2 separate regions of the Homo sapiens genome follow, and region 1 is linked to region 2. A link is a loop called in an ENCODE intact Hi-C map of the cell type or tissue named here. Cell type or tissue: sigmoid colon. All regions are shown on one strand. Each heading gives the region's core, and the rest is flanking DNA. Links, peaks and the distances in the headings are about the cores only.

The links. Hi-C counts contacts between places; a loop is a spot of excess contacts. Peaks named below come from ENCODE experiments on the same cell type or tissue, not always from the same donor. Only the 100,000 strongest peaks of a DNase experiment are listed, where the experiment ranks them.
Region 1: a loop joins it to region 2, with 3 times the contacts of the local background. A loop is called at or near these places in 1 of 110 quality-filtered maps.

Annotation. Positions count from the first base shown.
Region 1 is chr1:186,874,451-186,878,857 of GRCh38, reverse strand. The region is part of intron 3 of PLA2G4A (phospholipase A2 group IVA); the gene reads right to left. Among named protein-coding and RNA genes, the nearest start is that of PLA2G4A, 48 kb to the right of the region's middle. In sigmoid colon, for the core only: no CTCF peak of the experiment used is centred there; a DNase peak (open chromatin) is centred at 2,207.
Region 2 is chr1:186,624,866-186,629,272 of GRCh38, reverse strand. No RefSeq gene overlaps it. Among named protein-coding and RNA genes, the nearest start is that of PTGS2, 53 kb to the left of the region's middle. In sigmoid colon, for the core only: no CTCF peak of the experiment used is centred there; no DNase peak of the experiment used is centred there; H3K4me3 peaks cover 992 bases.

The DNA of each region.
Region 1 (4,407 bases), core at 267-4,266, 250 kb before region 2:
ATCACATACTTTCTCTACAGAAGTGGCATATGGTTTTTGATCAATTGACATTATTGAAATATCATAGAATATTATTCACTGTGTTCATCCGACCTAAAACACATGAATACACACATACACAAACAAAAAAATCTAATAAAGTACAGAGATGGAAAGGATTAACTGTATTCATAAAACCACTTAACAACTTCGTAAACTACCTGACATTCTAAGCAGATGAGGAAGGAACAACAGTGCCTTACTAACACATTATATTTCTCCACTACACAGAAAAGACAAGATAAGAGATGTGAGAGAGACATGCGTTATGAAACACTTTACTCATCTTGAAATTATCTTCCATGAAAAGACCATTGGGAAACAATTTCATTATACTTAGAATTTTTAAAATCTTGGGTGGATACTCTAAAACATTCCAAAACCATTAATAAACTAAAACTCATGTTCAGTCATAACCTGAAGACTGATTTAAGGAAATATTTATATCAGAAAAGATATATTTATATATATATATAAAATATATCAGAAAAGATATATTTATATAGATATATATAAAAATATCAGAAAAGATATATTTATATAGATATATATAAAATATATCAGAAAAGACATATTTATATAGATATATATAAAATATATCAGAAAAGACATATTTATATAGATATATATAAAATATATCAGAAAAGATATATTTATATAGATATATATAAAATATATCAGAAAAGATATATTTATATAGATATATATAAAATATATCAGAAAAGATATATTTTAGTATATACTTTAGCCAAAGTATAGACCAACAGCAATGTCATTTATAAAAAATAAGATTTGAAACTCCATAATTAATGTAAAAAAGATTAATTAAATTCACTCAAAGGTGTTGTAAAATTTCCTGTGCATGCAACCTCAGAAAAATTCTAGTTAGTAGTGGATAGAAATAAGAGTCATTTATAATCTTTAAAAAGTGAAGTATAAAATTGTTTTCTAAAATTCTGTCTCACTGAAGCAAAAAAGGAAGCAATATCAAAAAAAAGTAATAATCACACACTTTCATATATTTTACTCATTCATCCAATATTCCCTGAGATCTTACTGCTATGCCAGAATCAGAATTAAGCTTCTTTTTTTTTTTTTTTTTTTTTTTTTTTTGTGAGTAAGCCTCAGGCCTTAGTCTTAAAAGTGCATGATTATACTCCCATGTGACAAGTGTTACAAAGAAATCTAGACAGCTGCTGAGGGAGCACAGGGAGTGAAATATACCCAAGTGTTTTCGGAAAAGTGTTTAACAATGGAGATACCATTCTCCATTTTGTTCTCTCAAGCTGAGAAAGAAGGGTCCAATAATTTGCTCAACACAGAAATTCATAATGGACATTTCTTGTCTCTAAGGTGAAAAATTGAAAATTAGTCAAATGCACAGACTACCCAAAAGAATATTCTTGGTTCATACAAAGATGACGTTGAAGAAATAGATGTCTTTTCATAATTGTGTTCGAAACAATTGTGATAATAATGGGTCACATTTATTGAGCACTTACTGTGTGTTAGGCATATAAGTACTTTGCATACGTCAACTCGTTCTATATCTCAATATCTCCCAAGATAGTGGAAGGCAGAGACAGGAGAAGTAATCTGCCCAAGGACACAGGACACGCGAGTAGTCTGCCCTCTCCATCTTTCCTGGAGCTTCTGATCACTGTGAAACTCAAGAATAGCTACCAAACAGATCATTTATTTTCATATTGATTCCTACATGCTCTTATTGCTAAAGAAGACTCTTAAAAGATTAAATAGATAATGTTTCCCTAAATATCCAACACCCTGCTTCTCACCCCAATATTTACAAATAGGAAGATTGAGTTCTAAGCTCCTTTTTCCAAGGGAATGATTAACACTTTGTATTGAGAGGTGGGACCTCTGAAGAGGATTAAGCAGGTCGCCCTACAGGTGAGAGGACTGAGGCTGCAACATTGGAGAGATAAAGCTGAAGGAAAGAGGGTTACCCTTCGGGAAAATGTTATGCATTTGGGTTTTCTTTAGTTTCTACAAGTTTTAGAAGCCCATGCTTCTTGTGCATTGTACACTGCATGGTGACTACAGGATGGCCATGGAGTCTGAACTCTAAACACCATCACCCGGAGAACAGCAGTAAAATCTCCCTGGTGTGCTGCGTGATCGCTGGGGAAGACTGCTCTGAAAGGCATTTTAGTGCCTGCCAAAAAGTGGATGGCCAGAATCCACGAAGACAACATTTAACAGACGGGTTGATGCCAGTGATGGCAAACAGCAAAGATTATGCAAGCCCTACTCCTAATTTATAGGCAATTATAAATGCCTAGAATTCCTGTAGGACCTTGGAGTGAGGGAGATCACTGAATTCCCCCACCTTCTCTAGGGAATAGGGCTCACAATCAAAATTAATGTGATTTGGAAAAATCATATAAGGGGAGATTTCATGGCCCTAAGCAAGAATATAGAGACTATCCACACCCTTACACGGTGATGTGTTCACTTTTAGAAATTTTTCCACAGGACTTCAAAGACATAAAAAGCAACACAGCGTGATTTAAAAAGAACTGAACATTTGCACATATTTAGAATATCTACTTTATGCATGAGCATACTGTCAAAATAAACCGTTAAAAAAACTTTCATAGTTATTTCGCGAATCTTATAAATGTTCAACATGCATCCCTCACATTACAAGGCCCACATCAGAACTGTTGCTGACTCATCCTAGACAACACATCTCCACTAAAGGAGAGGTGAAGGCACAGTGGGTTCCTTCTTTCCTCAAGGCCATAAGGCAGAACAAACTCAAGTTTTCACAAGTCCCCACAAGAAAGCACGTGGTCTAAAACATTCAAAAAAACTTTTTCATTCCGTTTGGAATCACCCTGGTTTTGTGCTTACATTCTCTGACAATGTGTGAAAGGTGAAAGTTTAATCTTCCCTTTGGGAGAACAGCCATATTTTCACTAGCAGCAAGGATTTACCTAAACTTCATACAGTGGAAACATATTACACCATGAGGATGCCACATCGGAACCAAAGCTCTTTGCAGGAGAGAATAAAACAGTATTTTACCATGCTGCAGTGGTTAAAAGCAGGGTACCTAGAGTGACGCTGCCTGGGTTCTTAGATGGATCACAAATATCACACAATCAAATATCACACAGTCAAATATCACACAATCACCAATTAAGCTGAAAGAGAATTATATATTAAACTATTTGTGGAAGGTATCTTTATATGTATGAGGGAAAGAATATATTTGTAAATGTGTGTGTGTGTGTATAGTACATTTCATGCATTAATCATTTAACATGAAGTGAGCACTGTGACTTTTGAAACAATAAAAAATATGTTCTTGTTTTCTCATGGCTTGTAATCTGGTATTTTCATGATTTTAGTATAAAATAATTTCAGAATTTAACATTATAATTGTGGTATTAAGGTATTTGTGTTTATTTCTATCATTCTCATTGATAATATAATGAGTCATGTAATTAAGCATCCTTTTATAAGAATTTCAAAAATAAACAGTATTAATGTATTCATGATTATTTCATTTTACAAAAGTAAAATCAGCAAAAAACAAAAGTCTTAGAATCTTTGTTCCATCATGGATTTTTAAAGTCTTTGCTCTGCTCACAAGTCCTATAGATCTCAGGGTAAGCAAACATAAACTAGAAGAAATTGCCTAGACCTTGTCTTTCAAAATGTGGTTCATGGGTCAGCAATGTCTACATCAGCTGTATGTTAGAAATTCGGAATCTACTCCCCAAACCTACAGAATCAAAATCTGCATTTTGAATAAAAACCCCCAGTGACTCATATGGACATTATAATTTAAGAAGCACTGTTTGTGGAAGATTAGGTCCAGCCTTAGAACTGCAAATGGCACAACCCTTTAAAATTAGAAACTTGATCCAAATCTTGCCAGGAAGTTATCAGAAACAGAATATCATTTACCTACAGGCACAGACTTTTTGAATATTAAGAGCTTGAGGTTATTAAGAAAATCTTAAAGAAGTATGTTAAGATATTAATACGATCTTATAAAATTGGCTTGAATACAATGAGTTCAAAATTTTCCCAAGCATATGTATTTTTTATTAGAGTATAAATGTGAGCATTAAACACTGTTGTCATCTGAATACTTAAGTAAAGTTAGATCCACCTGCAATCCTACACCTGTTCTTGGAAGCTCTAATGTTTATGATGCTAATTCTGTAAAGAAAAAGAGTTTATGTGTCTAATAAAGGGGCCAGACAAGGAAAGAATCCTCAGTATATATATCCATAATTAGGATAGTTCTAAAACTCTAATATTCTGTGGTATTTAATCACTTAAAAAACACTATGGCATTTCTTATCTAATCTCATAGCAGGGAGTGAAACA
Region 2 (4,407 bases), core at 186-4,185:
TAATGTGTGAAACCACTCATGATTTAAAAATAGAATATACCCAACCTTCTACTTTTCAAACTTCTACTTTTATTACAAGGAATAACAGGTTCATTTTTGGACCTGATCTACATTTCTTTCAGGGGTTTCCTTTGACACTGCTTCACTTGTAACATGTTTCTACTGCATTGACTCAGAAGGTTGCAGTATGACAGGATTAGAGGGTATAGAAGGTATAGTTACCTAAATCTATAGCTGAACCTTAGTTTTGTATGTAGGCCATGATAATTACTTACTTCTCAAAAAATAAACAATTTTTCAAAAATGAATGCAAAGATAAAAATGTGATCTTTTAAATTTTTTTCTTTGTATATATTTTTATTTTTTTCTATTGCTGTTGAACAAATTAATTTTTCTAAGGGGAAACGAACTTATTTCTCCTTTTTGTTTATTTATTTGAGACTTGGTCTTGCTCTGTCTCCCAGGCTGGAGTGCAGTGGCATGATCACGGCTCACTGTAGCATTGACCTCCCAGGCTCAAGCAATCCTCCTGCCTCAGCCTTCCAGGTAGCTGAGCCTACAGGCATGTGCCTCTATGCCCAGCTAATTTTTGTATTTTTTCATTGAAACAAGCTCCCACTATATTGCCCAGGCTGGTCTCGAACTCCTGGGCTCGGGTAGTCCTCCCACCTTGGCGTACCAAAGTGCTGGGATTCCAGGCATGAGCCACCATGGCCAGCAAGAATGTAGTCTTGAAGAAAGAGCCCGAGAGCCATAATTAGAAGACCTGGATGTGCATCTCAGCACTATCATATGAAAGCTTTGTATAAATCATAGATGATTATAGAATGGATAGTTTCCATTACCTGACAGAAAATGGTGTTCTCTTCCACAGGAGTTACAGAGCTTCTCTGAGGCCAGCAAGATGTGAGTGGATTTGAGAAATGTCACACTTTTTAAAAAGTTTTTAAAAAGTGAGTGAAAATTAGGAAGATTGTTTAGCACTTAGTTTTTTTTGTTTGTGTGTTTGTTTTTTGAGGTGGAGTCTCACTCTGTTGCCCAGGCTGGAGTGCAATGGCGTGATCTCGGCTCACTGCAACCTCCACTTCCCGGGTTCAAGTGATTTTCCTGCCTTAGCCTCCCAAGTGGCTGGGACTAAAGGGGCACACCACTATGCCTAGCTAATTTTCGTATTCTTAGTAGAGATGATATTTCACCATGTTGGCCAGGTTGGTCTTGAACTCCAGATCCCAAGTGATCCGCCCGCCTTGGCCTCCCAGAGTGCTGGGATTACAGGTGTGCCACCATGCCTGGCTGCACTTAGTTTTGTTTTGTTTTTGTTTTTTATACTCTGCTTATTTTTCTAATATGTTTGCTTTGAAAGTAATATGATTAAAGATCTGAAGGAAGATATGGAGATCTGCTAAATTATTAAGTGACATTATAAATACTTAATTTTTTAATGTCATCCTATTACATTGATTGGGAAAAATGTTGTTTCTAATCTTAGCTTTATTATCAGTTATATTTTACACTGAACTTATGTTATTCAATCACTATATTAAAAACCAATAGAAAGTACCTCAATATTTATATATTTTCCTATTGACTTTTATAAAATTTTATTAAAACAAGTGATCTGTTTTTTTATTTAAGAAAAACTTGTTTGGGTAGTAAAATCATCATCCAGAAAAAATTAAGTCTTTCTCAGGAGAAAAAAGTAAGTAACCAGTTTGAAAGAAAAGCTAATACTTTCATATGAACAACCATAATGAAAGTTTATAAAAATCAAACTAAACAGGGAATATTCAATCATTTTGATCTAAAACAGTCTGAAATACATAATCAGGGGAGTCCATTAATTCATTGAAAAGTGTTCATTATGCAGAAAGTAAAAACTGCAATCAGCTTCTTTTCCTGTTTTAACCAGTTGCCTGATTCACTTTACCAGTGTTTTGTTTTGGTATCGTTTCTTTTGTGTTGATAAGAAATTTCAGGAAAGGATTTAAAAACTGAAAGCATAATAAGGTCTATTCTGAAAACGTCCAGATTTGTTTGATTATAAACTGAGGACTAGAGCTGGAAGGGCCTTGGCATCTCCTGCAGGAGCATATGAGCAGTTTCTGGCTTCTGTTAATGAAAGCATAAATAAAGTAGGTTGTATAAACATGCTGCACAGCTGAAAGTGGGGTTGCCCTAAAATAGCAATAGCATGCCAGTTTTATTGAATAGCCCAATAAGGACAGATGATATTAAATGTCCCTAATTAGGTAGGGTTAAAAATAAAACCATATTATAATTTTAAAAAGTTGCATTTTTAATCAGAGAACTCAAGCAAGGCTTGTAGAAAGTAATTCCAAAATTTTATGAGCAGTGGCAGAAAACTAGTAACATGTGAGTTCACAATTAGAGAAAACTTGAAAATAACTGCAGGTGAGTTCAGAGACCTGGAGTCACAGCACTGAGATATAACTATTATTCATTGGTTTAGACTATGTTTAGAATTTGTGTTTATTAATATCTCTTTGTCACTAAGACAACTAAGAAACAAAGCTATGCTGAACCACAGAGTCAAGCTGGGCAAGCAGATAAGAGAATTGCAGAAGCTCAGTTGAAAAAAGACACAGATTCAAAAGAAACTTGCTTAGAATTTTATTTTTGACATGGCTACAGAGGAAGGAAAGGAAAGAAAAGAAGGGAGGGATTTGTGACGAAAAGGGCTTTCCAGAAAAGCAGCGTTTCAGTGCAGTGTTTCCCACTGTTCCGAGAAACAATAACTAAAGTCCTTCCCAAATCTGTGACTCCTGTGATCAAAAAAAAAAAAAAATTTGATCAAACTGTTTCTTTAACTTTGTTGCTTGAATTTTGACTAATTTTGATTACAACCCAGATATGAGTTGGTTGTAATTAATATAATTTGTTTAAGATTAAAGTGAATTAATTAATTGCTTTCTTTTTCATTTTTAAACCAACCTACCTACTGTTGGCTGAAATTTAGCAGTCTTCACATCTAATTTCAGTGGCTCTGTCCTCTACTGAGCTTTAAATCTCAGGTCAACTCACTGTTGATGGCATCACATAGGCCAAGGACAAAATTCAGAGAGGTCAGATATGTTCCTTTAAACATGTATTCCAAATTATAGAGAAGAATCCCTGATGTATCAAAAATGGTAATAACTGAGGAAAGCAGAAATAGAAGAAAATATTTTGATATGGCAGTTTTGACACAGTAATAAGAATTTTAGGTTGAATTTTGAGAAAACTTTAAAAATACAATTAAAAAATTATTCAATAACATACCACAAACACCTTCATCTTTACACATATCTAAACTTCATTCTTGATTTTCACCATTAAGATATAGGTTAAGTTTGTGAAATGCAGTGAAGCTCAGGAATGGGGTAGGGTCAGGATTAGGGTGGGGATCAAAGGAAGTTCTACTTGGGAAGAGTAGGAGTGACTAAGTGTGTCTCAGGGATAGAGTAAATCTCAGGGATGAAGGGGATCAGGGATGGACTGAGGGTAAGCTAACATGTATGTGAATCTATATGGAAACCATTACCCACATGGTTCAGTCAGGAGTTTTACATTCAAAGAAGAGCAGAAAAATAAGAATTTTGATTTTTCTTTATGTTGTTCCCCCAGGTCATCAGGAGAAACCCAAGTACGTAAGTCTACAATAACTCATTAAATTTCAATTTCTGGCCAGGCGCGGTGGCTCATTGCCTATAAGCCCGGCATTTTGGGAGGCCAAGACAGGCGGATTACTTGAGGTCAGGAGTTCGAGACCAGCCTGGCCAAAACATGGTGAAACCCTGTCTCTACTGAAAATACGAAAATTAGCCGGGCGTGGTGGCACTTGCCTGTAATCCCAGCTACTGGGGAGGCTGAGGCAGGGAAATTGCTTGAACCCGGGAGACGGAGGTTGCAGTGGGCAGAGATCGCGTCATTGCACTCCTGCCTGGGTGAAGAAGTGAGACTCCCTAACACGGTGAAACCCCGTCTCTACTAAAAATACAAAAAATTAGCTGGGCGTGGTGTCGGGCGCCTGTAGTCCCAGCCGCTCCGGAGGCTAAGGCAGGAGAAAGACGTGAACCCGGGAGGTGGAGCTTGCAGTGAGCCGAGATCCCACCACTGCACTCCAGCCTGGGCGACAGAGCGAGACTCCGTCTCAAAAAATAAATAAATAAATAAAAAATAAAGAAGTGAGACTCCGTCTCAAAAACAAACAATCAAAAAAAAATCCAATTTCTGTCCTTTTCAGTTCTCCAACACCCTGAAAATCCCAGATGGTTATCACTTTCCTCCTACCCAGGATGACTCTTTTTCTCAAAAGTATTACTCTGTTCCCCAGATCTCCCTGATCACATCTCTCATTTCTGCACCTAAAACTTCCACGTCTTGCTAATAATATGTCGCATGTTCAGA